Regions from separate parts of the Homo sapiens genome. Here region 2 is linked to region 1. Evidence: chromatin loops called from intact Hi-C (ENCODE). Cell type or tissue: HCT116. All regions are shown on one strand. Each heading gives the region's core, and the rest is flanking DNA. Links, peaks and the distances in the headings are about the cores only.

Region 1 (8,992 bases), core at 576-8,575:
ATGAATGAAGAATTGCTTTAAAAGGATAAAAACCAAACAGCATTGAAATACAAGGTATTTTTATAATGGAAAGAAGGTATGTTTATTTTACACAGTTTTGAAGAGGTTGAAGATTTCAAAAATCCTTAAATTGGGCTGAAACCCTTTGATGCTATGTAGATAGAATTTCCTCTATTTAGTCATGAGAATAGACATTCTAAGACAAATGGCATGATGTCTATTTTTCCTGCCTCATTTCTTTTTTTTCGTTTTTGTAGTTGTTTTCTCTTTTTTCAGATGAATGTCCTTATTTCCTCCTTTTCTAACACCTAGTACACACATTTACCCACAAATGCTTTTTGTTTTTGTCTTAAAAGGGAGCTACCATTAAGAAGGATGAACAGACCGGGGCGATCATTGTGGCCAGAATCATGAGAGGAGGAGCTGCAGATAGAAGTGGTGAGACTTTAAATGTTAACCAAGTACAGACTAATCACGTGTTTCGTGTGTAGCATTTCCAGTAGATAACTAAGAGGATAACCATCTTTGGATCTAATACAGCAGAACAAGTAATAAGATATTTTTCTCTGTGTTGAAATGTGAGAGCCTATTTAAATAAATGATAGATAAACATTACTCTATGGTCTTCTTGTACACAAGCATCCAAAGCTATCTTAAAACTTGTGGGCCGGGCGTGGTGGCTCACGCCTGTAATCCCAGCACTTTTGGAGGCCAAGGCGGGTGGATCACGAGGTCAGGAGATCAATACCATCCTGGCTAACACGGTGAAACCCTGTCTCTACTAAAAATACAAAAAAAAAAAAAATTAGTCAAGTGTGGTGGCGGGCACCTGTAGTATCAGCTACTTGCAAGGCTGAGGCAGGAGAATGGTGTGAACCTGGGAGGCGGAGGTTGCGGTGAGCCGAGATTGTGCCACTGCACTCCAGCCTGGGTGACAGAGCGAGACTCCGTCTCAAAAAAAAAAAAAAAAAAAAAAAAAAATCTTGTTTCTTCTGTATTTCTCAATTGAAAAGTACTGCTAAGAGCATGCAGCCTTTAAGATAAATAAAAATTATTTTATTAGTATATTAGTATAAGATATCAGTAATGTGCATTTCTAGACAAAGACCAAGCTCCTGTTACCATTTCTTGGCCAGCATTACTATGTTGTGGTTTTTGAGTCACTGCTATGGAGAGGCATAGAGGCTGAAACCTGAGATGTGTGAAGGTCTCCTTTCCATTCGTTAAGTGTATTAAGGGAACCTAACAATGCTTTACTTATGGAAACAGCTGCAAATTACAGTTTTGGTTGTGGGTAACACTGCTAATTTACCAAATCTCCTATTTCTCAGGTCTTATTCATGTTGGTGATGAACTTAGGGAAGTCAACGGGATACCAGTGGAGGATAAAAGGCCTGAGGAAATAATACAGATTTTGGTAAGCTGTAAATTTCTTTTAAAGGTACAATAAAAATAAAATCGAATCACTGTATTTCAGACTTTTAGACTTGGTTTGACATAGACAGGATTTGTATTAAGCAGTGCAGGGTTCGAACACTTAATCCCTGTGTGTTCTTGGAAAATATCTTAATCTATTCATGCCTCAGTGTTTTCATTTGCAAAATGAGAATAAGAGGTAACTATCCATCTGGAGTGTTTTGAGGATTAAATGAGATAGTATATATAAAGAGTTTTAGGGCCGAGTGTGGTGGCTTATATCTGTAATCCCAGCACTTTGGGAGGCTGAGACAGGTGGATCACCTGAGGTCAGGAGCTTAAGACCAGCCTGGCCAACATGGTGAAACCCGTCTCTACTAAAAATACAAAACAAAATTAGCTGCACGTGGTGGCAGTCACCTGTAGTCCTAGCTACTTGGGAGGCTGAGGCAGGAGAATCGCTTGAACCCAGGAGATGGAGGTTGCAGTGAGTCGAGATCACACCACTGCACTCCAGCCTGGGCGTCATAGCAAGACTTTGTCTCAAAAAAAAAAAAAAAAAAAAAAAAGAATTTAGTACCTGTCCCTGTCCCAAGTCTATACTTAGCAGATGGCATCTACACTGTGGCTGGTGATGCATTTATCTTTGTCTTCCTCCCATTGACACAGTCACATTCCATGCTATAGATCATAGCAATACAAATTAGTCAAACTAATTTAGATGTCTTTTGAAATCTGACACTTGAATAAAATTATTTTATGCCTTGGAAATATTAATTCTAAAGTTCATTTGTAAGATAAAAGGAAGGGAAACTCTCTTTTATATGTGAAAACATACTGGAAACCTATACCAACTAGAAGAGGTTTGAGTGTGTCTCAAAAACAGATCTCTGTATATATGAAAATTTAGTATATGGTTAAGGTGGCATTTTAAATCAGTGGGAAAACAGTGGAACATTTCATAGATGGTATCAGGTTAATGGCGCAGAAAAAATAAGGTCAATCCTTGTTTTACACAATACATAAAAATAAATTCCCAACAAATTAAATAAGTGCAAAAAAAACAAAAATTGCACAATAAAAGGTAATATACAATTTCTATAATTATAAGGTAGAAAAAGACTTTTTAACCTTGATATGAAAGTCAAATAGAAAAATAACAGATGTGTCTACTAGAATTCAAAACTTTCTTTATAGAAAAAAGGTGCCATAAAGAAACATCAAAGACAAATGAGATTGTATGAAAAATATTTTCAGTATATATAATAAAAGGCTAATGTTTCAAAATATATAGAGATGATAAAAATCAATAAGAAAAACATTTACAGAAAAATCAGCAGTGCATATGGACAAATACTTTACAAAAGAAAACATAGATGTCTGGAGACACGAAGGTGATGCCAAGCCCAGGGCAGGCTTGATCCCCTCAAAGCATTTTCAGGATATGAGATTGGAAAGCTTGATAATGCCTAGAGTTGGTCAGGGTATAGGAAAATAGGTATATTTATATGATTTGGGGATGGGATAAATTATTAGTAGAACTTTTTGAGATCTGAAACTATCAAAATTTTAAATGTGCATACCCTTTAGTTGGAAATTAATCCTCAAGCAATAATTTGGTAAATGTGTATAAACAAAATTTTTCAAAAATATTCGGAAACTACCAAGAAAGTTGCGTTGATCAAATAATCATTCATCCATATGCTAGATTATTGTGAGGCAATCACGAGAGATAGACCTATATGGCTCAGCAGTAATAGTAATAACAATTGAGTCCTTATTAAATGACACTGTTGTAAGGACCATAGATCCATTTAAAAAAAAACACACAGACACAAACTAGAAAAATAAGAGGAGATTATAGAAAAGACTTTTGTTTTCTCTCTACCAATGTAATTCAGTATTACAGTATGAGAATTCTTTATAAGATTTGTGAGCGCCTTCTACAATAAGCAATAGCAATGATATTACCATTTTGAAATAAATCAACCCTTTATAAAATTCTATTATTTAAACTATCAGAATCCCATTTTACTTAACTTGCTGTGTTGCACTAGAGCTGCCTTCTTAAGGCTCGGCCCAGAGCTGACTGTGTGATGCACCATTTCCCAACTCAGCTTTCAGCAACTTCATGCTGGTGAATTGAAATTGACTATAGTGAAAGTATTTATACCATGGAAATTGACAGACAGTACACATCAGAGCCTTTTTTTTTTTTTAAATAAATGGAGTCCTGGTTTACCAGTGCACCACAGATAGTGAGACTCAGAGATATGTCTTGCCCTACCCCCCTTCCTTTCATATCTTTCAAATGTGCCAAGTATTTAGTGCTTTTATGGAGCTTACAAATTAGCAGGAGTAACATATCTTATGAAATAATGGCATAAATAATTAAATATGGCTACAATACATGGTAAAAAGAGAGAGACAGAGAATGACATGAGACTATATTTAAAGAGAAATCCTATCTGAGATAACAAAAACTTGTGGGTGCTGGTACTTATTTTAATGAAGTTAGAATAGATACTCAGTCTTTTCATCTTTCAATTAATCTATTACGTTGGATATTTTACTCGCTCACCAGAATACAATAGATATGAATGTTCTTTATTTTTTTTTTCTGATGGGCATTGCCACTAATTGAATCATGTATTTGTAACTGCACTACTGACATTATAGGTGTTTTGTCCCCCAAAACATGGATGCTGATACTTAAATGTAACTGTATGAACCTTGTACATTATTCTTTAAAAAAAAAAAAAAAAGCTTCTTGCTCTGTCACCTAGGCTGGAGTGCAGTGGTGCGATCACAGCTCACCGCAGCCTTGAACTCCTGGGCTCAAGAGGCCTTAGCTTCATCACCACGCTTGGCTAATTTTTAAAATTTTTTTTGTAGAGACAGGGGTTTTGCTATATTGCTGGTCTTGAACTCCTGGGCTTGGGTGATCCTGCCACCTTGCCTCCCAAAACACTGGAATTACAGACACGAGCCACTGCACCCAGACCTTTATACATTATCTGTTCTAGTCATTGAATACTGTGTTTATTTAAGGTGTTGTGCATATTTTGTGTGTTTCTATTTCGAAGAAACTTGGATGGGAATGTATTTACTTGACAGCTTAAAAGTACACAGGAAGTAAAAGTGGATTTAGGAGTTAATGTTTTTTAACTTATTCTACAAACTTCAGAGCTTTCTTTCTCACATTACAGGAATTTCTACAAAAATAGTTTCCTCCGTTTAGTCTATCTAAGAGTAGAAGCCCCAAGCTTGTAAATTTTCAGATGCATTTCACTTTCTACCTATTTTACCTTATTCTTCCTTGGGTCTGGTTTTCTTATAACTCCTTGTTTTATCTGTTACCAGGCTCAGTCTCAGGGAGCAATTACATTTAAGATTATACCCGGCAGCAAAGAGGAGACACCATCAAAAGAAGGCAAGGTAATTATTGCTTAAAAACATTTCTTCGTGCGTGGGAGGGAAGTCATGTTTTTCCATCCAACACATATCCACTTTGTCACAACACATTTCTTTCAATATTCCAGTTTTAAAATTACTATGTTTGGAGTCGGAGTTAGGAGAATATAGGCCATTTCACATTTATTTTTTATCTTTATTCATCTTTAATGAAACTTTTCTTCCAGATGTTTATCAAAGCCCTCTTTGACTATAATCCTAATGAGGATAAGGCAATTCCATGTAAGGAAGCTGGGCTTTCTTTCAAAAAGGGAGATATTCTTCAGATTATGAGCCAAGATGATGCAACTTGGTGGCAAGCGAAACACGAAGCTGATGCCAACCCCAGGGCAGGCTTGATCCCCTCAAAGCATTTCCAGGAAAGGTGAGCTGCTGGTACATAATAATGGCTTTTCTCCAGCTGACCTTTTGTTCTCTGCAAAATATCATTCTGGCATTGATGTGATAAAATATGCTATAAAACCTTGCCTTAGAATTTTTTATCCTGTGGGTTTGGATTTCTGTTTTGTCTAACTAAGTATGATGAATGACCAAAAATAATATGACAGTACTGGGTCATATTAGATTTTTGTTATGAAGCAAATGGAAAATAGCACATTAATATCTTGAAACCATGTTGATATGAAAGGTGGAAAAAAAAAAGACCAGTGGTTTTGGAGGGAGGGAAGATAATTTACAAAAATTTGAAAGTGGGCGATTTGTTTCTTAATTTGAATCTATTGCATTACATTCATTTTTTTCTCTAACCTTTAAGTTTTTTCTTAAGACTAAATATTTTGATATTGTATTCACCTCGGACCTGTGCTGAAAATTGATAGGTATGTTGACCTTCTTTCTCCCAGGAGATTGGCTTTGAGACGACCAGAAATATTGGTTCAGCCCCTGAAAGTTTCCAACAGGAAATCATGTAAGTTTGTTAATAAGAATGCAGAGAAACCAAACCCTGATGTTTATTTTTGACTATTAAAGCAGGTGCTCATGGCAGAACAAAGGGTCCTATTACCCTAGCAATAACTTTGGGATCATCAGTTCTCAGGAACAAACAAATATGAGATTCATATTTGGAATATTAACATGAATCTTTTGAGGAAAGGGGTGGTTGAGGTTGTTAATAATAAATCCATGACTCACTCTTTAAGAAAGTGACTACTACTACTACTGTCTTTGATTTCCAAATATAGTTATTTTATTAAATGTCACCTAAAATACAGCTCTTCCTTCTTCAAAGCCAGGAAGTTTGGGTTAGGTATTTCTTGGTAAAGATTAGGGAGAAAAAAAATCTACCATTTTCTTGGGTACAAAAGCAATTGTGCTCAAGACCAATTGTTCTTAATTCCTTTCTTATCCCCAGATCATAATACTTCTGACCTTTAGCCTATCCCTTTGGAGTTATTACCAGACTAGATTAAAAGAAAATGAGAGAAAGACAAAGGATGGCTACCGTATGACTACTGAAAAACTTAGTGTGCATTTAAATACTTTTTTTTCTCTTTCAGCCTAATCTTCTGTCAGCTTTTCTTTATTTCCCACCACCCAGCTCTTCAAGTCTGCATCCCATAAATTCCCTGTTCCACCTCGCCTAGATGTTTCATGGTTCTAGGTATTTTAAGAGGAAAAAACCAACCCTTTGTTTTTAGCATAGAAACTGTACATTAAACAGCGAAATGACCAAATAAATGGCCCTGGAATTTTACACCAACATCTGTTTTTAGTATTGTTGCATTTTTCACATCTCCTGTGATTTCTGTCAGTTTGCAGAAGCATATAGCCCAGGAATCACATTAGAAGGGAGCCAAACTGTAGTCGAGTATAAATCTCACAAGCAGGCAAATGCTTAAAGTGGAGCACTCATTCAAAAGCCTGCTTGTCCTTGCTACATTAAGTCTAGGCACAAGGAAAAAAACCCTTGTCACAGAATGCTACAAGTCTTCTGACATCAGAAAACTTAAAGCTTTCGTGAGAATATTGCACTGTTCTTAAGCGTGATGACTTTTCACTGGCCAACTCACTAACAGAAAGGAGCTTTGAGGCTCCTTGCCTGACTGGCTCTCAAAGGGATTTTTAAATAGGAGGCTTACACATTTCTAATATATTTGGCATATGTGGGATAAGATAATGTGTCACTTAAAGATGAAATAAATGTAATTATACTCGAATCTGGATCCATACTCAACTCTTTTTCAGTCCTAGGCAACTTAGAAATGTACAGTTTGATATTATTATAAATTTTCATTGATTGAAAATTTTTGATAAGTGTATATGTATTTCTTTAAAAGAACTATACAAAAGGGATATTTTGCTTTTTAATAGCTCTTTCAAACTGGTTTCTATATAGATGCATAGGAAGGTGAGGTGTGTGTGGGGGTATGTGTGTTTGTTTGTGTGTGTATGTAGAAGTATTAATTGTAACGGAGTCCTTTTGTATGTTGATTTGCATGATTTCTTTTTTATGTTAATACTTCAATATTTGGATCTGATAAATATTTATTCTAGCATTTATCTTTACTGAAATGTCCTCATTTGACTAATTTTGTTTTTTTTTGTTTTTGTTTTTGCTTTTTCTGCCTCTTGAATACCATTCAGAAATGTTTGCTGGTCCTCCTCTCTTTCTTTCTCCTCTCTCTCTGTCTCTCTTATTAAACTAGAGTTTGATTCACTGAGAGATGCATTGTTTGTTTTTATATATGTTATTTATTTTCAAATAAATCTGGTCAAAATTATCCTTATTAAATCATAAACATATAACAGATATGGACTTGTTCAGAGAGACAATATATTTCTGTGACAAATAGGCAGCTAATGTCTTTATTCTCAAAGAATTGAAATTCTACTTGAAATTTCCTTGAATATTGTCTCACATAAAGTTAAAAGTTATGCATAAATCATTGTATTGATTCTGAACATTTTAAATGGCATTTAAAAACACTTTAACCTATGTTTTGATGATGATTCTTTACCAAACTAAAACTTGTAAAGGCCATCTGATCCACTACTTTCTGGATTTCAATATTTGGTACTTAGGGTTTTGGAATAGGAAACTTACGTTATCATGCCCTTTGTTGAATTATAGGAAAATGCCATGAAGAAAAACAGCAAGTTGGTATAAAATCTTTTGTTTTTATGATTTTGAATATTAATAGAATAGGGTTGTAAAAAAAGTTTCTGATTCAATTAAAATTTATAAAGGAAGAATAATTCTATCATGTCAATGTTTATAAATTTATTTTAAAAATACAGTGATAAAAACTTTATCCACTAATTTTTACAAGTGTACTTAACATCTAGGAGGAAATTGCAAATATAGGATTTGAAATAATGAATTTAGTCACATAATACCATTTACGAAATTAGCCAGTTAACTTTTTATACAAAGTGATTGCTCGTATTACTCTTTTCTAAATCTTTATTTTGCTTTTTATTTCATTTGTAGTGTATCACCATAACTTGAGTTTGCATGGGGGAAAAGTTCATGGAAGATGGTTCTGGAACTATAGGGTTTCAGTTAATATCAACATAGAAATAAATAAGGAAGGGCACATCCCAATCTTACTGTCTTTGCATTTTTGCACTTATATTTGTGCTAGAGCTCTAGTTCTTGGCTCCAAGGTAAGTAAAATCAGGAGCCATGATAATAACAACCTCTTTAGGCTTTGAAACTAGCCTCCTTATGCAAAATTCATAAGTGCAAGTCATATTCATCTTTGTTGCTTGGTTATGTCCTCCCCTAAAGAATCTTTGTGTATCTAATACAAACCCAGAAGAATAAAAAGGCTTTTCAAACAAAAAAATAATTTACCTCTTAAAAAATTCCTGAAAACTAAAACATGACCTCTTAAACCTAAAATATTTCTAAGTCTTAAGTAGCTGGATATAAGGACTTGTCTCCTCCCCCTATTTTTTGGAAGAATTGCTTACCGAACAAAGATATTTGTAATGGAAATTTGTTTCCCTCCCTCTCCATCATCTAATGATAGGTTCCCACATAATGGATTTATATTAGTAATGCAGAGAGAAAAGCAGGCCTCAAAGTCTGATAGATTTTCTTTTATATGACCAGCTTTTAGATTATTATATACAAGATGTAGCTTAAGTGTTCTGGAAA
Region 2 (8,992 bases), core at 442-8,441, 98 kb before region 1:
ACTCTTAAATTTAAGAGAGCATATTTCAGTGGTCTTATAAAATATTAATACATTTGAATAGTTATATTGGGAGGCTTTTTTTTTTTGAGACAGAGGCTCGCTCTGTCACCCATGCTGGAGTGCAGTGGTGCGATCCCGGCTCACTGCAACCTCTGCCTCCCGGGTTCAAGCGATTCTCCTGCCTCAGCCTCCTGAGTAGCTGGGACTACAGGCACCTGCCACCACGCCTGGCTCATTTTTGTATTTTTTAGTAGAGACAGGGTTTCACCATCTTGGCCAAGCTATTTTTATAGCCTAGATCCCCAGTATGCTTATGTGTATGTAATACTACCTAAAATTAGCCAAATCACTAGGTTTTTTTTTTTTTTGAGATGGAGTCTTGCTCTGTCACCCAGGCTGGAGTGCAGTGGCGCGATCTTGGCTCACTGCAAGCTCTGCCTCCTGGGTTCATGCCATTCTCCTGCCTCAGCCTCCCAAGTAGCTGGGACTATAGGCGCCCGCCACCACGCCTGGCTAATTTTTTGTATTTTTAGTGGAGACGGGGTTTCACCATGTTAGCCAGGGTGGTCTCTATCTCCTGACCTCGTGACCGCCTGCCTCGGCCTCTTGAAGTGCTGGGATTACAGGCGTGAACCACTGCCCGGCCATCACTAGGTTTTAAAAATTGTAATATTCATTGCCACAAAAAAGTTTTGCTTTTTAAATTTTTTTATTGTTTTTTAATTTTTAATTTTTTGAGACAGAGTCTCACTCTGTCACCCTGGCTGGAGTGCATTGGCGCAATCAGGGCTCACTGCAGCCTCAACTCCCAGGCCCAGGTGATCCTCCTGCCTCAGCTGGGACTATAGGCACATACCACTACACCTGGCTGATTTCTTATTTTCGTAGAGATGGGGTCTCACCATATTACCCAGGCTGGTCTCAAACTCCTGAGCTCAAGTGGCCCTCCTGCATCAGCCTCCCAAAATGCTGAGATTTACAAGCCTGAGCCACTGTGCCTGGCCACTTTTTTTTTTTTTTAATCGTAGTACAAATCTTAGGGTTCAGTCCTAAAAAGAGTTTGTGATGGCTTGAGTGACCAAATATATTAAGAATTGTCTTGGTAGATTTCAGATTCCTGTTGATGTAGAATTGTTCAATATTAAAATAGTCTTTTCTGTTTGTGAATATGAACTTTTTTGTCCTTCAAACAACATGACCTTTTCCTCTTAGAAGAGAACTTTAGGGATGGATAGTAAGCAGTTCCAATAAAAATGGAGATCATATCTAGAAGATGATTTCATTCTGTTAAGATGAAATTAAATAGCTAGCATAGCACTATTGAAAATACTGATAAAAACTTTAAAATATTTTATTTGCTAGCACTCACATTAAATGTTAAACTTCTCTTTCCGATATAGTGCAGCACTCGAATCACCTAGATTTTAAAAATATTGCCCAGGGAGCTCCAGTGAACATGTTTTAAGATAAGGCACAGACTACCTAAGGTATATATATTTTGCTTTGTTTCTTCTTGACAAATTTAGGGGTTGTAGAAAAATCACCTCCGTACGTATCTTGAAGGGATTTTTACTCTAGCAAGTGTCTCTTAGACTGAATTTTCATAACATGATTTGGATGTAATGAGATTATTGGGATTCGCCTCATTACGTGGGGATCTAGTTTATTTGATTTCACTTGTTTCTGAAATGGTGAACCAGCAGTTACTGCTCTTGGTAGAATAATTCCTCACCACATAACTGATTTGAAGTGCCACTCTTATCTTGTATTCAGTTCTTTATGCATCACCAGTCTGCTTCTGGATATTTCATTATGTGTCAGGAAGTTTTGCTGGCTGCTCCTTTGTTCTTTTGGGTGGGAAGGATTTAATCCCAATAGTTATGAATTCTGTTGCTAAAAAAAATGTCACCTGTTTAGAGAATACTTGAGTGTGGATTGAAAGGCTGGGAAGCATTTAACTTGGTAGTTATCAGTAGTGAACCACCAGTTTGTTATTTTTAGCTAAAAAGAAAAAACGTTTACAGCTTAGATTACTTTATTTTTCTAAAATTCACGGTGGAAGGACCTTAGTTATTATTAGTTGCAAACTTTCTAACCTACCATGTCTTTCCCTATTGAAATGAGGGTTCGTCTTTTTGTTAGCTTGAGGTTTCTTAGGAGTTCAGCCGCTGCATTATTGTGTAACAGGTTGTTCTTGGAGAATGTTTGCAAAGAAAGCCATTTAAGATACTTTTATCCCTTGAACTCTGCTAAGAGCCTTCCTTTCACTTAAATGCTTTTTAATTCCACTAACAAGCCTCTAAGAGGATATGATAAAGATGACAATAGAAGCTACTGCTTATTAAGGGCCAACCTTGTGCTTGATGTTTTTTATGCTTTTGTCCCGTTGCAAAACTGGGAAGCATTAATTAGATGCTACATACTCATTCTTTATCTCTGTTGACTATGATAACAGCTCTAGGAGAAAAGCCTACCTCTCTTTCTACTACATCATCTCTACAACCAAATAGGCCACTTTCTGCTTCCATGGTTTCTCTTGCCATGACCAATACTTCCTGATCAAGGTTAGCACCTACTGATCTGTTGATTGCTTACCACTTAATACAATGAATGCTGGCTACAGTAATGTGATGAGAGGTAAGATTTGAATTGCTACCTTGCAATGTAATGTAAAATCCAGATTTACTGTCCAGTTTGGTCAAACTACATGTTATGCTTGAGATAAGTCCTATCTTACTATGAATATCATAAAGCCAATACTGCATTTTAGCTTTTATAGCCAATTACTTCAAGTAGGAAAGCCTGTAATTGTTTTAATGTAACGTAAATGTAATCGATTTTTGGAAAGGATGGTTATAGGCCATAATTTATGAGCTTTAGAAGTAATTTTCATTTTTCTATGGCTTTATTTTTTGGGTGAATACTGCTAAAAATCAAACTACCATCGTATTTATTTTGGTAGTAGAGAATACTTTGTGCAGAGCTACAGACTATTGACAGTTAATTACAAATTGGAACCTATTTAAAGCTTAGAGATGGCATGTACAAATGAAAGTTAGGTAAAGTTGTATGCATGTTCCCCTGTTAACTCACCCTGAATTTATGGACTTTAAGATAATTGTATAAAGTGTTATCAAGCAAGCTGCAATACTATAATTATTTAGATTGTTTTACATATTTACAAACTCAGCTGGCCCAATGCTTTAATAAGTTATTTGCAGTTGAGGGAAAGTGTGAGAAAGAGATTGCCTCTCTCAGGGTTGTGTTAGTATTTTAGTGTACTATAGGTAGTTTTGGAAATAAAACATACTTTAAATGGGAAAAATTGCAGCCTGTTATGAATGGCACCGAACAGTGCTGATTATTTTACCTTTGACAAAGTGGAAAATTTAAAGCTTGGTGTATCCTATTTTATTAATATAATAAAATTTTATAGTGTTGTTCTGGGCGTCGATATATGTTCTTTAGTGTTTATTAGCCCTAGGTTATAGTAAAACGTTTTGGTCCGATGCCTGACCATACTGCACAGAATGCAAATGTGAGAACTAAGACAAAAAACACGTAAATACATATTTGTTTTTCCCTCAAGTCTTTTTCCATATGACTTCTAGATATTTTGGTTGCTTATATGAGTATGATTGAACCCAGAGAACATCTTTTTTTATCATTTAACATAGGTTTATGGCTTCCCCAGACTTGTACTAATAATGAAGCTATGAGGGATATGACAAGAATGGTGATATTAAATTTCTCTAGACTAACAGTAAATTTTTCCGTTCTGATGTCAGGAATGTTGAGCATCTGGAATCTGCAAGCAGAGTGAATTGTTCGCTGCGGGAACACTTTCATCAAATTCTGAGCCATTTATTCTCTTAGGAACCACTACTGTCTTGTACAGAATATTATATTTTTACAGAAGCAGTTTTCTGGAATTGGAAAAATGTCTTTCCTTCTTGTGCTTCTGTATTTTTTAAATTTTTTCCCATTTTAGATATGTCATTGTTTTGAAATTTAGTGTCACATTTTAGCATTGAATTTATGTTTTTAGGTTTAAAAGCAATAAGTTATATTTGTTCAAATTCTGTGAGAAAGCAATAGGAAATAAGTTGTTCTAAACGAAATTCTCTTTATAGTTTGTATAGGTGGATCTATGCTCCGTACTTTGTCATCATTTTCCTTGTATTTTCAGAATATCTATGATATATAGTTAGATCAATAGATCTAGATACTTGTGCCTTGATTGTGGCATAGATGTATTTCTTGAAAAAGTGCTGTGGAGGTGGAGGGAAGGAAAGTGTGAAATTCTCTAGTTTCTCTAGTTTTGTTTCAAACATTTCTGAAATGAGGAATTGAGATTCTAATCGGCCCTAGGTCGTGCTGGGTATTTAAAATAAGTATCTGTTGGTGTAAGTTACATGTTTGTTTTATTTTTTAAAAAAAATTCTGGTGTTTTTAAATTTTGTTTTGGACAACAGAAACTTCTATTTTATTTAGTAATTTTTTACTTTGAATTAGGCTTTCCTGAATCTTGATTTTCTTTTTTTGGTTCCTTGTGTTTGGAGACTGTGATCGCATGGCAGTAGGTATCATTGCCTAGAATATGGCCTGGATGGTTTGATTAGAAAGCCTCCTATTAGGTCTTATAGTGTCTTCGTGGCCTGTGACTAACATATGTTTGAAAGTCAGTTATTTACTTTAAGGGAGATATTTCTGCCTCCGTTTAACATTAGTTAGCCAATCTTTTACCTGTCTGTCTCACCTGTTGTTGCTGAGACTAAACATGGAGCTGATAAAGCTGCATTTCTTTCTTCCACACACGATTTTGCTGCTCAAGTGTGCAGGATCACAGCTTGCCAAGTGCATAAATGGTTTTAGTGTCATATTGATCCTTTAATCTGAAGATTAATTCCTCTACGACTAAATCCCTTTGCTCTGTATTCTAGTTCTCCCCCAACCACCTCTCTACCACCGCTGCCCTACCCCCGACTCCTTTCCAGCGTCCGATTTTATTTATCACACTGCCTCAGTTGAACCATAGCCAATTCTCCACCGGCCTCTTTTGGCCTCCTCCCTACTGATCTGAAGTTAGCTATCACTGCTACTTTCAACTGTTATCTACTCATCACTTTGATCAGGCTCCTCAGTAACTTTCAGTTGCATTACACATCGTTATTTTCATTTAGGCGTAAAGTCTCCATGAGGAGCTATGAATCATCAACCCAATATGTGTTAGTAAATCAGAGCTCACATACTTTGCCTAATTCTCTTTAGGCGTTCTGAACCACAAGCATTTGGGTAAGTTGGAGGTTTTATTTTTTGCCTTGCTTTGATTGCTTTTGATGTAGTCCAGCTGGTGTATGCTTGCTTTATAGTTTTCCTGATGAAAAGACGGTTCTCTATTGTTTGACAAACATGACAACCCTGGTAATTTTCCCTTTTACAAAGCATGAGGACTTTATTCTCATCTTTTTAGGAAGAAAATATGTTTCCTGGCTTCTTTTTTCTTACTACTTCCTTTTCCCTTCCCCTGCCTCATCTTAGTAATTCAGAAGATAATTTCTATAATAAAGGTGGGTTTTGTGAAATGGTTCCTAGCAAATGGTAAAGCCTTTTTTTGTGACTTTTTTTGTTAAAAGTTCTTCCCTGATGCAGTTTTTCTTTTCTTTTCTTTTCTTTTCTTTTTTTTTTTTTTTGAGACAGAGTCTCACTCTGTCACCCTGGCTGGAGTGCAGTGGTGCGATCTCGGCTCACTGCAACCTCTGCCTCCCGGGTTCAAGCGATTCTCGTGCCTCAGCCTCCTGAGTAGCTGGGATTACAGACACACCAGTACACCCAGCTAATATTTGTGTTTTTAGTAGAGATAGGGTTTCACCATGTTGCCCAGGCTGGTCTGAAGATCCTGGGCTCAAGCAATCCACCTGCCTTGGCCTCCCAAAGTTCTGGGATTACAGGCATGAGCCACTGGGCCCAGACTAATTCAGTTTTTCTGACTTCTGAGTATGTTATATCCTTGTCTAAAGGATAGCCTTGTTGAGTTGCAAATTCTGTCAGCTTTTTCCTATATAATTAATATAGCCTTTGAAATGGAAGATAAAAGTGTATTAAAAACTTTAAAGCACTGAAACTATAAACAGGAACCTGCAAGCATGAGTTCTCTACATTTTTTTTCTGAATATCTTAATTACATCCAGAAATTTTAGAAAAATTGCTGGGAGAATTAATGTTAAAAGGCTCAAAATCAAGACTTTGAGTATTAAAAATACTTCTAGATGAATTATATTGCTGACTCTTTTTGCCACCATCTCTGAATGTAACCAGGATTTTCCAAGTTTTCGTTCTGCCAAAAAAAAAAATGAGGATAACAATGCTTAATACTAACAACATTGACCCTATATCTAATGAACTGTTTTGTGCTGTCACTTCAAGAGTTAGGGACCCAGAGATCCAGACAGATCGAATAATTTGAATGCACATTTGTTGTCAGCAGGTCTGTTCTGAGTAATAATTGTTTCAATAAGCCCACATCTGTATGCCATAGCTGGTCATCTCCAGTGTGTGTGTTTATTATGTCTAACACTGGTAGTCTGGAGGAAAGTGCAAATTATTTCTAATTACCTCAATAAAGGGATTAATATTATTTTTCTGTATCACTTGAAACATTGTCTAAAATGACTCTGCAACTATTTCAGTGTGGTTAGTGTTAATGACAAATGATTGGTTCCCTGGAGTCTCAGTTTGGATTTTGATATAGAATGTGCACTGGTGTACAGTTTACATCAGCCAATATTGTCAGTATATTGTTAATAGATACATACTATTGATATCACCAAAATTATAGTTGTCTCTTGCAAATATATGTTGCATTATCTTTATATTGAAAGTTGTTTTTAAATTTTAATTTTTTGAGACAAGGTGTCACTGTGTCGCCCAGCCTGGAGTGCAGTGGCACCACCTTGACTCACTGCAGCCTCAAATCCTGGGCTCAGGCAATCCTCCTTTTTTTTTTTAGAAACGGGGTCTTGCTATGTTGCTCAGGCTGGTCCCATACTCCTGGATTTAAGCAATCCTCCTGCCTCAGCCTCCCAGTGTTGGGTGTTGGGTTTACTGGGTGTGAGTCACTGTGCCTGGCCAAAGGTCAATTGGGGGAGGGTGCGGCAGGTGTGATCACATTTTTAAGTTCTCATCTCTCAGTTCACTCTACCCAATACATGGGGTCTGTTGTTGCCTGTCTTTATTGCCTATTGTGAAAGCTTTCTTTTCCCCTTAATGCATCCAGCAGGATAAACTTACATTTTGTCATCTGCCTCCTTAATGCTTGGACATACTTAATAAGTTTTAGCATTTAATTTGGAATTATTTTTATTTAAAAGATGCTTACATAAGTTGTTCAGCAAAGCAAGGCATCATTGTAAGCTTTACAAATAACTCATTTAACCCTTATAACAATTCTGTAAGGTTAGCATGACTATACCTGTTTTACACAATAAACAATGGATACACAGAGATGTTTACCAATATGCCCAGTTGCAGAGCTGGGATTTGTAATTATGTCGCATGGCTCTAGAGTCTAAGCATGAGCCTAGAGTCTAAGCATGCTACCCCAGGGCCTTTGTAAGTGCGGTTCTCTTTCTGTTCCTCACTTCAGCACCTCCAAGTTAATGTCTGTGCTTCCTTCAGATCCCAGCATAATTGTCGCTTCCTCGAGAACGCTGTCCCTGAGTTGTTCACATCTCTCTCTCTTATACTTTTCCTGGTGCAACAACCTCCTCTTGTATAGGGCTTTTCAGAGTTGTCACTTTGCATTTATTTTCATGATTATCGATATCTGGCTGCTACCCTACACTGGGGAAAAAACTTGTGTTTGCTTTTATTTTTTTTTTCCTCCCTTCTTTGTAACCGCCCAATGGGTTCCCTTGCCCACTGCCTAGACAGAACTGATTTATCAAGACAGGGGAATTGCAATGGAGAAAGAGTAATTCACACAGAGCTGGCTGTTCAGGAGACCGGAGTTTTATTATTATTCAAATCAATCTCCTGAGCACTGGGGAGCAGAGTTTTTAAAGATAATTTAAAGAAATTTGGGTAGGGGCTTGGGAAGTGAGAAGTGCTGATTGTTCAGGCTGGAGATGGAATAATAGGGGGTTGAAGTGAGGTTTTCTTGCTGTTTTCTGTTCCTGGGTGAGATGGCAGAACTGGTTGAGCCAGATTACCTGTCTGGGTGGTGTCAGCTGATCCATCGAGTGCAGGGTCTACAAAATATCTCAAGCACTGATCTTAGATTTTTCAATAGTGATGTTACCCCCAGGAGCCACGTGGAGAGGTTCAGACTCTTGGAACCAGAGGCTGCATGACCCCTACACTGTACTTTCTAATCTTGTAGCTAATTTGTTAGTACTGCAAGGTGGACTGGTCCCCAGGCAAGAAGGGGGTCTTTCTGGGAAAGGGCTATTATCAGTTTTGCTTCAGAGTCAAACCATGAACTGAATCCCTTCCCAAAGTTAGTTCAGCCTATGCCCAAGAACAAACAAGGACAGCTTAAAGGTTAGAAACAAGATGGAGTCGGTTAGGTCTGATTTCTTTCACTGTCATACTTTCCTCAGTTATACTTTTGCAAAGGCGGTTTCATCGTCACGGCATCTCCAGCCCTTCATAGTGCCTGGCACATAGATAGTAAGCACTCGGTGTTTGTGGGGTAGGGATGAGAAAGGCTCAAGAGGAGTTTTGAAGTGTGGAGGGGACTTGGGAGCTTGCCAGCTTCCGAAACACGCCTCTTGAAATGTTGGCAAGTGTGTTAAGTTAAACCTGTTAATGAAACTTTGATGTAAGCATGTTACCATGCTTCTTTCATCTTTCAGGTAGTTTCAGGGATCCTGAAGAATGGGAACATGACAGCAGTAGCAGTCATCAGGAAATTAATTATCTGGTGAATTGGTGTAAAGTTTCCTGGATACAGTTGTAATTTCAGGGTACAGCAAATAACAATTCACTGTGG

Evidence for each region. A loop is a pair of places that touch in the nucleus more often than their neighbours do. Peaks named below come from ENCODE experiments on the same cell type or tissue, not always from the same donor. Only the 100,000 strongest peaks of a DNase experiment are listed, where the experiment ranks them.
Region 2: a loop joins it to region 1, with 3 times the contacts of the local background. A loop is called at or near these places in 2 of 110 quality-filtered maps.

Annotation. Positions count from the first base shown.
Region 1 is chr10:28,116,456-28,125,447 of GRCh38, reverse strand. MPP7 (MAGUK p55 scaffold protein 7) reads left to right here. Exons shown (of 17, transcript NM_001318170.2): 7 at 357-438; 8 at 1,332-1,417; 9 at 4,780-4,854; 10 at 5,058-5,254; 11 at 5,733-5,797. Among named protein-coding and RNA genes, the nearest start is that of SNORD130, 48 kb to the right of the region's middle. RefSeq lists an enhancer at 5,054-6,253. In HCT116, for the core only: no CTCF peak of the experiment used is centred there; DNase peaks (open chromatin) are centred at 1,167, 5,187 and 5,966; H3K4me3 peaks cover 1,765 bases; H3K27ac peaks cover 8,000 bases.
Region 2 is chr10:28,214,228-28,223,219 of GRCh38, reverse strand. All of the region lies in intron 2 of MPP7 (MAGUK p55 scaffold protein 7), which reads left to right. Among named protein-coding and RNA genes, the nearest start is that of MIR8086, 71 kb to the left of the region's middle. In HCT116, for the core only: no CTCF peak of the experiment used is centred there; DNase peaks (open chromatin) are centred at 3,799, 5,189 and 7,099; H3K4me3 peaks cover 3,512 bases; H3K27ac peaks cover 8,000 bases.